Regions from separate parts of the Homo sapiens genome. Here regions 2 and 3 are each linked to region 1. Evidence: chromatin loops called from intact Hi-C (ENCODE). Cell type or tissue: OCI-LY7. All regions are shown on one strand. Links, peaks and the distances in the headings refer to the core of each region. The heading gives the core; the rest is flanking DNA.

Region 1 (5,847 bases), core at 287-5,286:
GGTCAAACCGACCCACAGAAAATTCAAGGTCATATTCATTCCCGACGGTGGTATAAGAGTATCCATTTTCCTACACCTTGAACTCCCTTGGACAATGCCACTTTTTCATGTCTGCTAATCTTATAACAATTGCTGCTGTCCAAGGTCACCCAGACAGTAAAAGACAGAATCAGGTTTTGGACCCAAGCACTCTGGCTCTGGACTCTGTTATTTTCATAGAGATGAGCATGCTAATTGTTGTGCAGGCTAATCTAGAGCTCCTGGCCTCAGGCGATCCACTAGCCTGGCATCCCAAACTGCTAGGATTACAAGCATGAGCCACTGCACCTGGCCCCAGACTAGAGTCTTAACACTAGACTCTACTACATAAAACAGTATCTATGTACTCATTTCTAATAAGTACTCATTCTCTCCTAATAAGGTGGAGCTATTTTTTATGTGTGAGTTATTTCTTCTATCAATAGAATTTTTCTTTTTCATAGTAATTACAAGGGCTCTTTATAAAGTCAGGCTAGTAACTTTTCTTTTTTTCTCTTTTTCTTTTTTTTTTTTTTTTTTTTTTTTTTGAGATAGAGTCTCACTCTGTTGCCCAGGCTGGAGTGCTGTGCTGGAGTGCAGTGGTATGATCTCAGCTCACTGCACCCTCTACCTTCCAGGTTCAAGCCGTTCTCGTGCCTTAGCCTCCCAAGTAGCTGGGATTACAGGCGTGTGCCACCACACCTGGCTAATTTTTGTATTTTTAGTGAAGATGGGATTTCACCATATTGGCCAAGCTGGTCTCGAATTCCTGACCTCAAGTGATCCTCCCCGCCTTAGCCTCCCAAAGTGCTGGGATTATAGGCATGAGCCACCATGCCCGACCCCAGGCTAATAACTTTTTATCTGTTGTATATGCTGCAGATATTTTTCAAAGTTTATTGTTTCTCCTTTAACTGTGTTTACAGTTTTTAGTTTATAGGTAGTCAAATTTATCACTTCTCCCCCTTTATGGCTTCTGTCTTTGAGCTCATGCTTGGAAAACTCTTCTCCTTCCCAAGATTATGAAATTATTGAACTACACTTTCTTTTTAAAAAATTTTTTTACATTATAACATTTAACCCATCTACAATTTATTTTGTAATAAAAACAGAGATGAGATACGAGTTTGAATTTTATTTTCCTGAATGCTTTGGCAATGGGCTTGACATAATTTTCTGGCTAAATCATTCTTTCCTCACTTATTTGAAATGTCAACTTTATCATCCTGTGAAATATTACCCTTTTTTTCATTTTTGGATTCTCCAGTGTTTTCCATGGAGCTGTCTGTCAACACCCCCATTAATATCAGTCTGTAATATTCATTATGCTTTATGCTTTAACAACAAGCAGGGCTACCTTATGGGTGCTACATGCCCCAATCACAAAGGTGCCACCTGCTACAATAATATAATAGCATTTAAAGAAACAAATGCCAAATTTAAAATCATTCTTCAAAATAACAACCTTACATATTCATAACATGGAAAGACAAGAATATTCTAGCAAATATTGTAGACATCAACACAGAAATCAAGTCTAAGATTTCACAACATGGTATTTAAGATCCTATTTAACTCAGAAGATCTATGTCAGGAATTCATGCTCATCACGTGAATCAATCAGAAGTAAATTCCTGATACAAGTGATTAAAGTAACTCAAAATAATACTTGTCAAAAAAAAAATTCAGGCTCCCAATGTGCACCTCACTAACCGTGTTCCTTAACAAGTGCATATAAATAATTATGAACAATGTGAGGCCGAGGCAGGCAGATCGCCTGAGGTTAGAAATTCGAGACCAGTCTGGCCAATATAGTGAAACCCTGTCTCTACTAAAAAAATACAAAAATTAGCCAAGCGTGCTGGTGCACACCTGTGGTCCCACCTACTCAGGAAGCTGAGGCAGGAGAATCGCTTGAACCCGGGAGATGGAGGTTGCAGTGAGCCGAGACTGCACCACTGCACTACAGCCTGGGCGACAGAGTGAGACTCTGTCTCAAAAAATAAATAAATTAATAAATAATTAAGAAGAAGCATGGCTTGTGACACTGCATCCGTCACCAACCGCAGAGGTGTGTGAGGGGCACACTGCCTTTAACCACTCAGACCTCCCTGACAATCTCCACTCCCTCTCCTGCCAGATCAGCTTTAGGTGTACATATACGTAGAATAACAGTGACATCTAATGGTCACAAAACATGTCACATAACATTTATTTAGAATAAAACCACATGCACATTCTAGGCTGGAAGGCCCAATCAGGTACTTTTCAGCTGCACACACCAGGTTCCTATTTTAAATTCCATGCCTTGGTGGGCCCTGAGTGATTCGGAAGACTATCAAAAACCACACTGCATGTGATACCAACAATGCGTTTCATTATTCCTCATTAGTTCTTACTATGTCCATTTCTCTCCAACCATCGGCTCAAGTGACAATGATAAGAGTAAGTAGACGTGGTACTTACAACCCGTCACTTAAAATGACCCTCAGGAGAATTCTGAGCATACCTTCTGAAAACAGCCATTTGCATTCTGCATATTTGGAGAGCAGACACCTACTGTCCTCAGCCAAGAGATCGGAATGCACATCATTCTCATCCTCCTCCTCTGAACAGTTACCGGGCAGTGTCAGGGGGACCAAGGACAGCATTTACTTTCCAGTGAGTTATCCAAATACCATCAGCCAGGCCTCAGGATAGGCCGGCAGAGGTCCCCCTCCAGCAACACAAGGCCCCCTTCCTCACCGATTCCAGCTGCTTTCAGAGTGCTGTCTTCTTTCAGCAGGAGTCTTTCGTCATCTTCCAAACTCAACACAAGTTCATTTGTCTAAAAAAAAAAAAGAAAATCTGCATTTTATCAGTACTTACATGGGTTTGTTTGGTGAGACTTCTCAAAGACACAGAGTTGTAACTCTGAGCACAGCAATAATCTAAGTAGATTCCACTGCCCTGGCCGTAATGAGGGCAGTGAACAGAGGCACAGTGAGGTCCTGCCGAGCTCACGCACCACATAAAGCAGTGGGGACAGTTCTGTGGCATGGGCGTGAAGTCAGATCAGGATGCAAATCCAGACTCCACCAGCACCCAGCTGTGTGTTCTCAACAAGCTACACAACCTCTCTAGGACTCGATTTCCTCATTGGTAGAAAAGGGGAGGAGAGGCCCCTTCCTCATCACCTGTGGTAAGGGTGACAGGATGGGGCATATAAACCCTCAGCAGTGCCGGCCGCAGGGTGAGCACTCTCTCTTAGCTGTCACTGTTCTTTTGCTGCATCATCATCATCATCTTCTGCCATCCTCACCTGGTCAGCGACAGAGCTGAGCTTCCAGCTCTGGCCAGTCCGACTTCTGAGAGAAGCAAGTATACTTCCTTTTTTCGTTTTGTTTTTCGAGACAGGGTCTCACTCTGTCACCTAGGCTGGAGTGCAGTGGCGTGATTATGGCTCACTACAACCTCAGTCTCCAAGGCTCAAGCAATCCTCCCATCTCCAGCCTCCTGAGTAGCTGGGACTGCATACATGTGCCGCCAAGCCTGGCTAATTTTTTTTATTTTTAGTAGAGACGGGGTCTCACTATCTTGCCCAGGCTCGTCTCAAACTCCTGAGGTCAAGTGATCCTCTGACCTTGGCCTCCCAAAATACTGGTATTACAGGCATGAGCCACCACACCTGGCCACAAGTATACTTCAAACGGCCAGAAGTCCACATATCTAAAAACCTTGCCCAAGCTAAAAAACATCTGGTTCCATGTCACATTAATTGGAATATTTCTCTATGTGATTTGGGGTGGGGGTAAATGAGAGTGCTCTCCAGTGATATTTACAAATCCAGTGAGACTCATAAATACAAGTGAAAATTTAAACTTGCTATTGACTGGGTGCGGTGGCTCATGCCTGTAATCCCAGCACTTTGGCAGGCCGAGGCAGGCAGATCACAAGGTCAGGAGATCGAGACCATCCTGGCTAACATGGTAAAACCCCGTCTCTATTAAAAATACAAAAAAATTAGCCGGGAGCGGTGGCAGGTGCCTGTAGTCCCAGCTACTCAGGAGGCTGAGGCAGGAGAATGGCATGAACCTGGGAGGCAGAGCTTACAGTGAGCTGATATTGCACTACTGCGCTCCAGCCTGGGCGACAGAGCAAGACTCCATTCAAAAAAAAAAAAAAAAAAGTTGCTATCTGCCCCTAAATAGCACAAAGAGATAACCACTAGTGGCACACAGCACTACTTGTCAACCAGAACACACCTGTTTAGCAACATATTCTATTTGTAGAATACAGCTGAGACAGAGAGTCAACAGAAAGGCCTCTCAGCAGCCAAATCAGAAGCCCAAGCCACGCAGGGTTTATGGACCTCATTCACTGCAGAGCACAGGGGCTTAAAACTCCAGAGCATACAGATTAAAAGAAAAAATACTTTACTCAAAAAATCATTTTAGAATAGGTAATACAGTCTGTAATCCCAGCACTTTGGGAGGCCAAGGCAAGAGGACTGTTTGAGCCCAGGAGTTTGAGACCAGCCTGAGCAAGATAGCAAGACCCGATCTCTACAAAAAAAAAAAGTTTTATTTAATTAGCTGGGTGTGGTGGCACACATCTATACTACTAGATACTCAGGAGGCTGAAGCAGGAGGATATCTTGATCCTGGGAGGTAGAGGTTGCAGTGAGCTGTGTTCATGCCACTGCACTCCAGCCTGAGCAACAGAGTGAGATTGTGTCTCAAAAAAACAAAAAACAAAGAATAAGTAATATCTACTCATTATACAAAGTTCTCCAAGCATATATGAATAGAAAGTGAAAAGTCAGTCTCCTTCCAATCCCCATCCACCAGCTATCTAGTTCTCCAGAGAGGACTGGGACCACTGAGAGGACCTGTTTCCCACACCCTCCCAACACAGTATATTAGCAAAGCCTTCTGATCCTTGCCAATCTGACAGGTGTGGATTAAGTATAGTCTTAATTTGTATTTTATTATGCTTAAAGTTCTGAATATTTTCTATTTTTTAATGGAATTGTAGGCTAATTTTTCCAATAGAATTGTAGAGTCTAGAGCATCTTCACATGCTAAGGAAATTCGGCCTTTTCTGTAAGTTAGAAAAATTTCCCCCACTTTTCATTTGTTCCTTGCTTTTCTCAGTGGTTTTTTTTTTTTTTTTTTTTTTTACATAGAAGGTGTTAAATGAATTTTCGTGGAATAAATAAGTTAGTGAATGAAGTAAAATGTATCAATCTCATATCGTTTCTCAGTTTTCTGTCATATTTAGAAAGCCCTTCTTCACGCCAAGATTTTTTAAATTCCCTGTTCTCTTCAAATATTTTTAAGAATTTCATTTTTTGAATTTTTCATCGTGGAGAATTTCAAATATACAATAGATACAGAATAGTGTAATAAACCCCCTGCCCTGTACCCAGGACCCAACTTGAACAAATTATCAAGTCATGTTCCATCTGTTTCATCTCTATCCTCATCTATGGGTTTAATTTTTTAATCCAAGGGGTATTTATTTTGGCATAAAGAAAAATACATGGATTCAACTTAGCTGTTTTTTAGATGTTTATGCAGTTATTCAAATACTATTTATTGAGTCCTCCATCTTTTCTTTACAAACTTGAAATGCCATATTTACTATACATTCAATTTCCATATTTGGAAATATTGGGGTCTATTTTGGAACTTTTAATTCTGTGCCCTTAAACTACCAGTTCATGTGACAGTGCCATACTGTTCTAATTACTATCGTTTTATAACATGTCTTATATGTTAGAGCTAATTACTCTCATTTCTCTTTTTCAAAATTCTCCTGATTATTCTTATTTTTTACATACTGATT
Region 2 (5,847 bases), core at 605-5,604, 77 kb before region 1:
GAGGCTTTTAAATTTCAGGGGTTCAAGGATTTATCACACACAGTTGCGTGTGTGTGTGTGTGTGTGTGTGTGTGTGTGTGTGTGTGTGTTTAAGGATGTTAATGTTTATGATGCATTTCTGTGGAATGCAGGCCCATTGGGAATTGTAAATTTTTCTTATTGGTAACCATTTCTGCATTGGTTTAGCACGGAACTGCTGCTGCAAGTAAATGAACCAGATTTTTCTGGAATGATTCGAAAATCTAGCTGTTTGTAAAAAGCTCTCTAAATTATTCATTCACTTTTATTTTGCACAGTTGTGTGACGGTAAACTCTTTTCCATCAGACGAAACTTGCGCGCACGTGTATTTCTGCGGGGATTGGCTCGAGTGTGCTTGAGTTTTCTGTATTCTCTTTTGTAGGAACTTCTCAGCCTTCCTTTTAAAAAGATAATAATTTTTTAATGATGTCTAAATAATGATTCCAGGCAGTATTACAAGAAATATAACAGTAAAACGTTTGTAAGAGTCCATCAGAAAGGGAAAATGCCCACAGAGAAAAATAGAAATCTACCAATTAGATGTGTGTGGCTATAAGTGAGCTTTTAAACCATGATTTGAGACTGGCATCCTCTGGCCTCTCTGCCCTCAGGTCAGCTGTGGGAGGCTAGGGGTGGGATAGCAAAAGGGACCTGGGATCAGGTGGGGCTTCCTGGACCCCAGGCCCAGTAAGAATGAAGCCTAGGGGTTCTAGGATAGGGGGCAGCCCTGGATTTGCAGAAACAGCCTGAGAATGAGGGGCTGGAAAGTATGAGTTGGAGCAGCTCAGTGAGGAGACAGAAAACTGAAGCAGAAGAAAGCAGAAGACACCAGAGTCTGGTGCTGACTGGGTGACTGGCTGTTACTCACATCCTGAGCAATGAGCCACAGACCCTCCCCACCCCAGAGGCAGCTTGAATGCAGGGACTGGATGGGCCCAGGGCACAGTGGATCCGGGGCAGGCAAGAGCCAACTCGGGGCCCAGAGGAGGACCTTTAACCTGACTGGGCCTCAGTTTTCTCTTCTGCAAAGTAGAAGGAATTATAGCCTTCTGCAGGTCAAACCCTGTGCCCACATCCACAGGCACGATCCCCGACTTCGCCTCGCTGGCACTTCTCTGCATTTGACTCCTGGTTATTGCAGCTGTGCCCATGCCAGGCATTTGTTAGGTGCTGGGATGTGCCTGCCCCGCTCCTCTCTGTTGGGGAAGACGGAATTCATGCTGTAGGGGAGGCCCGGAGTTTCTACATGGGGCAGTCACAGGGTGGGGGACTTCCCTGAAAACTTCTTATTTGCATAAAATGTGCGCTGCTTTTGACTTATATTGTAAATTTCAGATCCATAAAATGGGAAAGACTTTGCAGAAGCTGTTATTCACTTTACCTGACTGGGAGATGTAGATTGTTCATATCCAAGGGTGTTAGTTTTAATACTAACATTAGCATGTGGGGAAGGGTGATCGAGATGGTGGGGAGTAGGGCCCCCCACCACCTACCCCTGGGACCTCTAAGGGAAAGTACACACCACCGTATGCTAGTTGCATCCTGTTACCTGTGCTGCAGAGCCAAGGGGCCAGAGGCAGGGAAATTAATTCTGCCTTGTAAAGGCACTGGGCCTTCCTGTTGAATTTTGCTACTTGCGGGGAAGGCACTTCCCAGGCAAAAAGATTAAGCCTATAACCTAAGCAGAAAGCAAGCAAGAGCTTTGGGTGGGAAGTGGCCAGAGACATAGATCAGGCAGACCCAGGTTTGGAAGGGCCAAGGAGACAGCACATCTGCCAATGGCAGCAGCTGGGCCTCACCTGCCCTGACACCCCCACCTAATGGGGACTGGGCAGAACCCTCCAAATGGTTGCCATGCCCTGGCCCAGGAGCCTCCAAAAACCCTGAAGCCATTGACTCAGCATCCCTGAAGCCTCCTTCCATGAGTACCCCCATACCAGGCTGCACCTCAATGCACCTTAGATCTGGTGTTTGATTTTCACTTTGACCAGATCTGCAGCAGTCTCTTTGTTAATATTTATTTCCAGTGTTTACATTCATCTTTGCATAAGTCCTCAGTGTTACTAAGTTTATCAAATAGCGAAATGCTTGGCCAGGTCTAACAATGTCACCAAGCTGCAGAAGGGATTAGAAACTCATAGTATTATTATTTCATCACCACTGAGTACAAGAGAGCCCCAGCTAGGTTCTGGGGAGAACAGCTATGACTCACAAATACTCCCCTCCCAACTCACAAATACTCCCCTTAGAATCTAGTCCTTAAATCATTCAAACCACAAAAATGTATTGAGCACTTACTGTGTGCTAGGCCCCGGTAGGTGTTAGAGGCACAGAAATGAGTTTTTTATTGGCCCCCATCCAATGAGGTGACAGACAAGAGAACCAGTGTGTGCAGCCAATGTTAATGTGACAAAAAGTGCAGAGTTAGTCCCAGAGCGTGAAGTCCTCCCTGTCCTAGGCCCAGGTGGAGGCCAGGAGCTGCTCCCCGGGCTGCCTGGACCAGACTTTTGAGCTCTTGGGACCCTGGCGAACATCAAAGCTGTTGCAAAAGTCAGAGCTCTTGCAAAAGTTGGAGCTGGCCCATGGCAGGTGGTTGAGAAGTGGCTACATGACTCTTCCCATGCAGAGCGGTTAGAGGGTGGAGGCCGATTTCCAGTATCCCTGGGAATCCAAAGAAAGAGGCCACTGAGGGGCAGGGGAGGGCCCCTCCGAGGCTTCCAGAAAAAGGCAGTGCAGCAGCTGGGCAAACCAGGATAAGGCATGCATCCCTAAGCCCAAAAATCAGGTGATGTGAGGCAGGCCGAGCTCCATGGCAGACATGCTGAGCTGCCTCTGTGTGTCTTGGCTAACTCTGCCCTTTCCTAACCCCACGGCTCACCCTGCCCAGGAGCAGGGATGAGGCCCATCCCTGATTCAGCAAATCCTGTGCCATAACAAGGGGAGGGGTGGGGGCAGCCACAGCCCACAAGACCCACCAGTCCCAGGGTTTGTGCAGCTCCAGGTCTCCCTGGAAAGCAAGAAACCACCCAGCTCCAGACGCTGAGGCTGCAGATTCAGCTGCCACTGCCTGATGGCCTCCAACCTGGCTGGATTAACTGGCCCATAGGGAGCTGGCTGCCCCCACAAGCCAGCTCCCTGGCCTCCCTGGGCAAACTAAAGCCCTCCTCCCTGGCTCCATAGCGCCCGGTCATCCCCTCATTCCAGCACTTTGCTTCTTCCTGCATTGTGTAGCTGGCCTTTCTCCTAAGAGCCTTAAAAGGGCAGGTCATCTTTGGCCACCTGCATGGCCCCGGCGCCTTGCTTCATGCTGGGTACACAGCAGGTACTCTGGGAATAACAAATAAGAGAATTTGTCAGAGGAGGTTTGGCAGGATGGACTATTGCATAGAACTGCACAGACTGTGCACTGCACGCCTCCAGAGGGCACTCTCCACAGGGATTACTATGTAAATGGCACCTCCTAAAGTTGTGCAGCATAGGGACCCTAGGGCTTGAGCATGCCCCACCCGCCTCCGCTGCTTCAAGCCCCTGGCCTTGGTGCTGACTGTTGGGCTTTCCTCTTCCCCTTCCCAACCAGCACTGACCATCATCCTTCCCATACGCTGGCGATGGGTAGTAATGAACTGTCCCAGTGAGCAGTTCTCCCAGACTGGGCTGTCAAAGCATGCTAGTGAGAGATTCCTGGATGGCAGGCAGGCCATCTGGATTCTTGCTCAGCCAGGAAACTCTGTCCTCTGGGAATATCCTCCCAGTCAGGGTGTTAGGGGGCTCCTGGATCCCCAAGATCTTCATGGTCCCCTAGAACTGCTCCTCTCCCCAGCCTGCAGTGGGCCTAATGACCCACATGTAGCCAGGGAGTGGTCCCCATGGGGTTTGTTTTATTGACTCAGCTAACAATGCCACAATGACTCTGATTGCCTTCTTCTCACCTGAGAGACCCAGCTCTGGGCAGCCAAGGGGTACGTAGGGACAGAGCATATGCATGTGACCCTCAAGATCTAGAGGAGCTCAGAGACAGCATGGATACTCGAAGCCCCCGTGAGCAGGGAGGACTTTCTGGACCAAGTGGGCTGGGAGCTGGGCCAACTGTAAAGACCCAGGGAAAAAAAAAGTCAAAACTGAGTTGCTCTTGCATGCAAGTGAGTGGTTAGTTCATTGACTCCGTCCACAGCCCTTTCCTGAGCAGCTACTGCAGTGGTTTTCAAAGTGTGGTCCCCACACCAGCAGCACCAGCAATTCTGGATGTGGAGCCCAGCAATATGTTTTCATCAGTCCTCCAGGTGACCCTGATGCAGCTCAAGTTTGACCTGATGTGTCCTAAGTGCTGGGGTTTGCAAAAGTGAGTTTTACTTAGTTCTCACCTTGAGGAGCTTGGAGTGGGGGAGAAGATAGACAGGAAAGAAAACAGTACTGTCCAGTGAGACGTATTGCTCTGGAGGGCCATGGAGGCAGAGGAGCAGTTGGTATAGGCTTGATCCTTGCAAGGGTAAGTGGCCTGGAGACCCCAGTGGCATGACTGTCCTCGGCAGGGAACCAGATGTTGGGACCAGCATCCCCTAGAGGGCTCAAGGAGCCCAGTGCCGACCCCAGTGCCCCAGTGCCCAGCCACCAGGGCTGTGGCCCTGAGCAGCAGGTCCTCCTACTCTTCCCTCCACCCCAGATCTTCTGCTCTGCTCTTCCCCCTTCTTCTTCCCACTCCCAAGTCCCAAATAGTAGCAGGTCTTTTCCTCCGATTGTCTTGGGGAGAAATGGGCATGTACCTCCAGGCCATTATCTTAGAGCACATTTTTAGAAGATTTTAAAGTAAATTTTTCCATTAGGCAGAGAACACCGTGTATTGATTTGGGTGCATCTATTTCTGCTTTACCCAGACAAAAAGATTTACAAAATATCCTAGAGAGGAATAGAATTAAAAATGAGTAAATTTAACAGGCTCAGAGCGTAGCACTTTATTTGTCTCATATAATCCTTGCCACACCTCATTAAGGTGAGGAACATCAGCCCATAGTGCAGATGAGGAAATGGGGCTCAGGAAGGTGAAGTGACTTGGCCGGGCCGCCAGCTAGCAAGTGGTCTGGTGGGATATGAAATTCCATCCCTCTGCTGGGCCCTTGCTGGCTGACCTTGCAGTTTACTAAGGTGACTGATCCTGAATAAATCCAGAGTGTTCTAACGTTTTGCTGAGCCCGTGTCCTGTTGGCTGCATTGTGGGGAGTGGCCTGGCCTGGCTAGGGAAGCTCTCAGTGACCAATTGTGGCTTCAGCTGTGTTATTTAGAGAATCCCAGGGGCTGAAATGATCCTCTGCCTGGTTAGGGAAGGGATGACTTTAGGAGGAAGAGGGACCTAATGCCCCACTTAGCAGATCTGCAGCTGTGTGCATGTTTCCACCTGCACATCCTTCTATAAACCCTCAGCCATGTGGGTGAGCAGCAGACGGTGCCTCCCCCACTCCCCCTGGAACACATCTGCCCTGTTCACTGACCTGGGAGCTGGTGGGGTGGACCTCAGACCCCAGCACTTGGCACACACACATCATCCCCTGGGCCCTGGAATGGCTTGCATGGATGGCAGAGAAATAGCTGTGTGAGCAAAGGCCAAGAGAACAGTTTAGCCCAAGGCACCATTTTTACAACAACAACAGGTAATGGTACTGATTATATAAGCCTCACTTGTCCAGAGGTCACGGGGCTTAGGAACCTCAATTATGTGGAAAACAAATAGGACATAACTTCAGAAGGTTGCAGAGCCACTGTGCTAGTGTGGTCTTTGTGTTGCTATAAAGGAATACCTGAAGCTGGGGAATTTGTAAAGAGAAAAGGTGTTTTTC
Region 3 (5,847 bases), core at 605-5,604, 430 kb before region 1:
AGACTTGTCCATTTAAATCCTGGCACCACCGCTTTCCACTGATGCCAATGGAATATTCTTTAACTTCTTTGAGACTTTATTCCTCTATCTTTACATAAGGATGATGCCTACTTCCTACGGTTAATGTAAAGATCAAATAAGACACTGTGTGTGAAGCACCCATCCCATCATAAGTACTTGATGAACTATGATTAGACAAGATATCTGAATGGCTGTTTCGTCTTTTGACCTGGAAGCTTGGCTAGAACAGTTTTAAACAGTTAAAAATGAAGAGAAATCAGTTAAACAAATGGTGCTTTTAGAAGATGCTGGAAGACAGAGGATGATCTGGATGACCCCTTTACTTGCAAAGGCTTCAGGATGATGTCTGCATGAGCACACTGAGCTGTTTGTCTCTTCAACAGGGTGACTCTCGAGTAATGATGCTGGCCAGTGCCACCCCTAATTGAGTTTTAATTACAGTACTTCCAGGAACAATGAAGTGAAACCTCTGTTCTCCTTGCATAATTAAATTTAGGTTAGCATATCTGGAGAATTCTTAGCCCACACATGCACCACTTCTCCTTGTCTGAAGAGGGATTTCAAAATTGGACATTGTTGTTTAACGGATGGAGTTAAAGAATGACACATGGGCTTTGCTCCTCTTTAATTACGAATAGTTAATTGTAGAAAGAACCTAATTAGATTGCCCACCAGCGGGAGATGTAGGTGGAGATGAGATGGATCTCTTCATTAGCTATGGTTCCAAGGAAAAGAGGCCAAGGAGGTTTCCAGGCAGGGCAGTCATAATTTTGAGAGACACTGCGGTCCGTGGAAGGGGACTGACTTTGTGAACCTGCAGGCGCTTTGGAGCACCTACATGCTGAGCACCTAAGTTCCAAGCACCATGCTTGTCTCTGAAAGCAGCCCAAGGAAAGGAAAAGACATGGTCCCTTTCCTTGAGATGCCATTAGCTTGTTCAAAAAAACAAAATTAGCATGCTGGAAGCAGAGAAAAAGGAGACCTTCCTCAAAACCTAAACCATGAGCTACTGATGACAGGTTCTAACTGGCGTCCAAGAAAGCAGCTCACTGGAAACTGCAATGGCTTGCAGAATGCTGTGTGGAACCCAAGTCCAAAATCAGTCTCTATCGTTATAAGTGCCGAAGGCTTGACTGGTTAAGTAGCCTAGTGATTCTCAACTGAGGGCGATTTTGTGTCTTGCCTCTCCTGCATAGGACTTTGGCAACATCTGGAGACATTTTTGGTTGCCCTAACTAAGCGGGTTGTTACAGGCATCTCGTAAGTAGAGGCCAGAGATGCTGCTAAACATCATGCAATGCACAGGATGGCCTCACCCCACCCCCAACAAAGAAATATCCAGCCCCAAATGTTCAGAGTACTGAGGCTGAGAAACCCTGGAGTAACCTGTTCTGGATCCAGGGCAGCAAGCGTGGCAGAGAAGTCTCTCGTGCCATGTCAAAGTGTGGCCTGAGACAGACACGTGCTTCCAATCAGCCTCCAGGAGCAGCCACCATCAGGTCACCTGTAGAGAAGGTCCCAGCCTGTGTTTCTTTTGTAAATGGCCGCAGGGTAGCTGCTCAACAGGTTGATCAGCAGTTGGCGAGGGAGTGTGTTCTATAGCTTGGCCACCAGGTGGAGATCGTGGGCTGTTTTTTTGCCATGGAATAGGTGCACCTGAGCTGGACCGGCCTACCCAGAGAGAGGCGTTTGCTCCTGGTTGCTTTCTCTAAGCCTCTGGTAGCCATCAGGAAGAGGGACTTTGAGGAGACAGAGGCATGAACTGGAGAGAGTGCTCAATATCCTCTTCTTGCTTAGCAATCCCTGGGCGTTTACAGCTCTGATCCTCCTTTCCAAACATTGAGATTTGCACCCTGGAACTTTTCTGTTAGCAGTGTCTATTCTGAAGGGGTATTTTGCTCCACTGTTATAAATGTGCCCTGTTGTTTCTGTCTGGAAGACAGACTGGGGAATATGGATAGGGATTGGGGAGGTGGGCAGATGGAAGAGCTACATGGCAGAGGTTGGCGCATCCCATCCCTCAGGTCACGATGTATGCCTGATGCTCTGCACACATGACCTCATTTTACCTCTTGGTGGACCATTTTAGATAGAGGCTTAACAACAAGCCAAAGTTGCACATTAAAGCCAAGTCCAGTCCTCCCCACGTCCCCACAGAGCCTCTTCTTCGACATCAGTGTAGGAGTTTCCTCATCTGTAAAGTCATGGGACTGGACTCAGGCTGGTTGCCTTCAGGGAACCATGTAATTTATCACCTGAGCAGGACACTTGGGAGAGTGGGAGGGAGCACTAACAGGACAGTGGTTGGGACAGCAGGTGCAAACCTGGACACGAGGTCAGCCTGGCTAAGTGACCCTTCCTGTCTAATACCCTCAGCTTCTGAGACCCAAGCGGGACTGTTTTCAGCTTCCATGACATTCATGAACATCATCCGGTGTAGCCATAAGGGAAGACCTGGGGGTAGAAAGAGAGTGAGAAAACTTGAAAGGCTGAGACTTTGGGGGCAATGCCTAGGACCAAAGGGGCACACTACCTCAATAGTTGTGTTCCAGGTTATGAGTGTGTCACTTATCACTTTATTGCCTCACTTCTCCCAACCCATACTTCATTGCATTGCTTGTGATACTGGAGGTGAATCTTGCCAACACGTCTCTTTTGCAACTGGCACGATGCTCAGCTTTGCCAGTAGAGGGTGGTAGAGGCACACTGCAGGGGGAAGGGCTTCTCTGCTGGTGTCTCTGTGCTCTGATTCCTTCTTGCTCCCGCGGGGTTCGGGACACCCAGTTGCAGCCTCCCTCAAGGACTTGCAGTGGCATCCCCTGTGTGCAGCTTTCTAGCGAGTTCTGCTGGCACCTCGCCCAGCTTCCAGTGAGTTCAAAAGCACCCCTTGAGGGCTTCGCCGTCCCACCAGTCCCCCAGCCGATTTTTCAGAAAGTTCAGCAGCGTTTCCTCCAGGCAGCTTCCCGGAAAGGGTTGCTGTCACCCCCGGGGGCAGTTTCCTGTTGGACAGTCTCCACCTGTCACCTGGGCAAACTTCATTCTCCAGTGGGGACAGCCCCATGCTCTCCCGCAAAGTCTGATTCTCATCCTTGGTGGTGAGAGGGGAAGCGGGTGGGGTGTCCCACATTTGTTTTCTCCTCGGGCACTTCGCTTAGCCTTTAGTGCCTGCCCCATATATCTGCCACCTCTGTAAAGTGCTCCCTTTACCCTCAGTAGCCAATACCCTGATACTCCCCTGTTATTAGTTAATAATTCTTAACTTTCCCATTTAAAATCCTGTGTGGTTTTCGTCTCTTGTTTGTCTGATAGTTTTCTTTCATTTTTCAACATCTATTTTTGACTTTCTTTTTGTATTTGTCCTGCTTATCGAGGACCTTGTTTGTAGAAATGCATCAAGAAATAAATTCTTTCATGCCACCAAATTCAGGAGACTCGAGTGAGTATGCTAAGTGGTTTCAGATAGCTGACCCTGAAAGTGTGCAGAGCTGAGCAATGTGTATGGTTCCCCCAAAGCAACTGTCCCTATGTCTTCAAGTTCCCAGGGTTTAAAACACCATGTTGCTTATGCCACTGGGCAGCAAGAAGTGGGCAAGTCACCTCCCCTCTCTAGGCCTCAGGATCTCCTTTTGTGTCCGGAGTTGGTTCCTTCCAGTGAGTTCTTGGTCTGGCTGACTTGAAGAATGAAGTCGCGGACCTTTATGGCGAGTGTTATAGCTCTTAAAAGTGGTGCAAACCCAAAGACTGAGCAGTAGCAAGATTTATTGTGAAGAAGGAAAGAACTAAGCTTCCACAGCATAGAAGGGGATCCCAGCAGGTTGCTGCTGCTGGCTGGGGTGGCCAGCTTTTATTCCCTTATTTGTCCCTGCCCACCTTCTGATGATTGGTCCATTTTACAGAGTGCTGATTGGTCCATTTTACAATCCTTTAGTTAGACACAGAGCGCTGATTGATGCATATTTGCAGAGTTCTGATTGGTGCATTTACAATCCTTTAGCTTGACACAAAAGTTCTCCAAGTCCCCACTAGACCCAGGAAGTCCAGCTGGCTTCATCTCTCAATCTCCCCTCTAAACAGGACACCCCAACTGCTGTTGGGAATTGGGAGATGACTGCTCTAGCTACTTCCTGCTGGATAGGGGTGAAGAAGGGGCCCTGCAGTTGTAGTGTCCTCCAGAGGGGAACTCTTTAGGCCAGTGTAAGGGCCAGCGGGTCGGTCCAAGGATCCTCACTAGAAATTGTTAGTTGAGCTCATTTGGGGCTCCATTTGTAAGATCATCTGTAGTTTGATGGCCTCAATCCTAGAGGAAACAAATTTTACAAGGAGGTTAAAAATGCAGGGCCCGAAGGTGAGTAATAGTAAGCTGGCTGTCACGGTACCTAGAAAGCAGAGAAGCCATGTCGCCCAACTCCAGAGGTTGGTATAAGAGTTTGAAAGGCGTTGTCTGATTTCAGAAGCCTTTTCCTGTAAACGCCGGGCAGCATCTCTTACTATCCCTGACTGGTTAGTGTAAAAACATCACTCTTCCCCTAAGAAGGTGCAGAGTCGTCCCTTCTCAGCAGTAAGGAGATCTAGGCCTCGGTGATTTTGGAGAGTCACTGCTGCCAAAGAGTCTATTTGGGATTGCAGAGGAAGGATAGATTTTGTTATTTCTTGCAAACTGCCTGAGAGGCAGATATAGGTTGAAGTTCCACATAAGAAGAATATGCCTTGGCTGGGTAGACAGAAATTTACCCTGGCTTTTAAAGGAATAGGGTACACTGTTTTTTCTTTACTACTTCTATCTCTCTCTTTCTCTCTCTTTGACTCCTTCTTTGTCTGTCTCTCTTTTGTAAAATGAGAGGGTAGGACAAGGTCATCACTAACATACCCTCCAGCTGTAAGAGTCTGAAATTCTATAGCTGGATGTATGTTCCAGAAACATCTGTACTTTCTCATTATCCACACATGTATAATCATCAGTCTGGCATTCAAGCTGAGTTGTTTCTTAGCCTAGTGAAAGCATCACTTCCAATAAATGTGCAACCACCTCTTGGAAGGCCAACACAACTTACTGTGTTAGTCATTTACCCTTTAGTGAGAATGAGTGCAGAAAGATCATCTGATCAAATAACCCACCTTTGTAGAGAAGATAATGGAGGCCCAGAATGATTAACTGACTTGCCCAAGGCTGCGGGGTTGATTCTGACAAAAGCAGGACTAGAACCCAGGATGCTTGGGTCCCCGTTCAATTTCTCACACCATATTGCTTTTGCACCAGTGTTTAAGTTCTCTGTCAGTTCTTTTCTTGATGTTATATTTGAATGGCAGTAGGAAAAGAAGCTACTGTACTCCTTGGATGGGGTGGGGGAATGTTCATCGTTCACAGGAGAAAAATACAAGGAGATTTTGAAGGAAGGACTAGGGATTCTGAAGATAAGTTATTCTTCTGGCTGATGGTGAATGCAAATTAGCTTCATGCATTTCCTTAAACCAAAGCACTTTAAGGATGTTTTTGTTAAGGCCAAATACCTCACACGTCTGGTACAGTAAGCAAGCTCTTCACTTGTCTTTTGTTTGATCTAATCCAACGGCTCTCAACTGGGGCCAACTTTGTCCCTCAAAGGACATTTGACAAAGTCTGAAGCATTTTTGATTGTCCCAACTGGGGAGGGTGCCTGTTGGCATTTAGTAAGTAGATGTCAAAGATGCTGCTAAACATCCTAAAATGCACAGGACATCCTCCTACCACAAAGAGTTATCTGATCCAAAATGTCCATAGTGCCAAGGTTGAGAAACCCTGATGTAGCCAAACATGTTTCTTAATATTATAGAATTGCAGAGCCGAAC

The links. A loop is a pair of places that touch in the nucleus more often than their neighbours do. Peaks named below come from ENCODE experiments on the same cell type or tissue, not always from the same donor. Only the 100,000 strongest peaks of a DNase experiment are listed, where the experiment ranks them.
Region 2: it touches region 1 in a loop (5-fold over the local background); 5 of 110 quality-filtered maps call a loop at or near these places.
Region 3: it touches region 1 in a loop (17-fold over the local background); 18 of 110 quality-filtered maps call a loop at or near these places.

The regions. Positions count from the first base shown.
Region 1 is chr2:119,308,859-119,314,705 of GRCh38, forward strand. It overlaps C2orf76 (chromosome 2 open reading frame 76), which reads right to left. Exons shown (of 6, transcript NM_001322331.2): 5 at 2,764-2,845. Among named protein-coding and RNA genes, the nearest start is that of C2orf76, 55 kb to the right of the region's middle. RefSeq lists a silencer at 3,100-3,159 and an enhancer at 4,414-4,513. In OCI-LY7, for the core only: CTCF peaks have their summits at 2,223 (motif pointing left), 2,685 and 2,885; DNase peaks (open chromatin) are centred at 2,183, 2,743, 3,153, 4,253 and 1 weaker place; H3K4me3 peaks cover 4,265 bases; H3K27ac peaks cover 4,258 bases.
Region 2 is chr2:119,231,296-119,237,142 of GRCh38, forward strand. The region is part of intron 2 of STEAP3 (STEAP3 metalloreductase); the gene reads left to right. Among named protein-coding and RNA genes, the nearest start is that of STEAP3, 10 kb to the left of the region's middle. RefSeq lists an enhancer at 1,644-1,843 and a silencer at 3,365-3,414. In OCI-LY7, for the core only: CTCF peaks have their summits at 3,433 (motif pointing right) and 3,633; a DNase peak (open chromatin) is centred at 3,466.
Region 3 is chr2:118,880,096-118,885,942 of GRCh38, forward strand. No RefSeq gene overlaps it. Among named protein-coding and RNA genes, the nearest start is that of EN1, 35 kb to the left of the region's middle. RefSeq lists a silencer at 1,670-1,729. In OCI-LY7, for the core only: CTCF peaks have their summits at 1,619 (motif pointing right), 1,838, 2,712 (motif pointing right) and 2,921; DNase peaks (open chromatin) are centred at 1,626 and 2,736; H3K4me3 peaks cover 1,116 bases.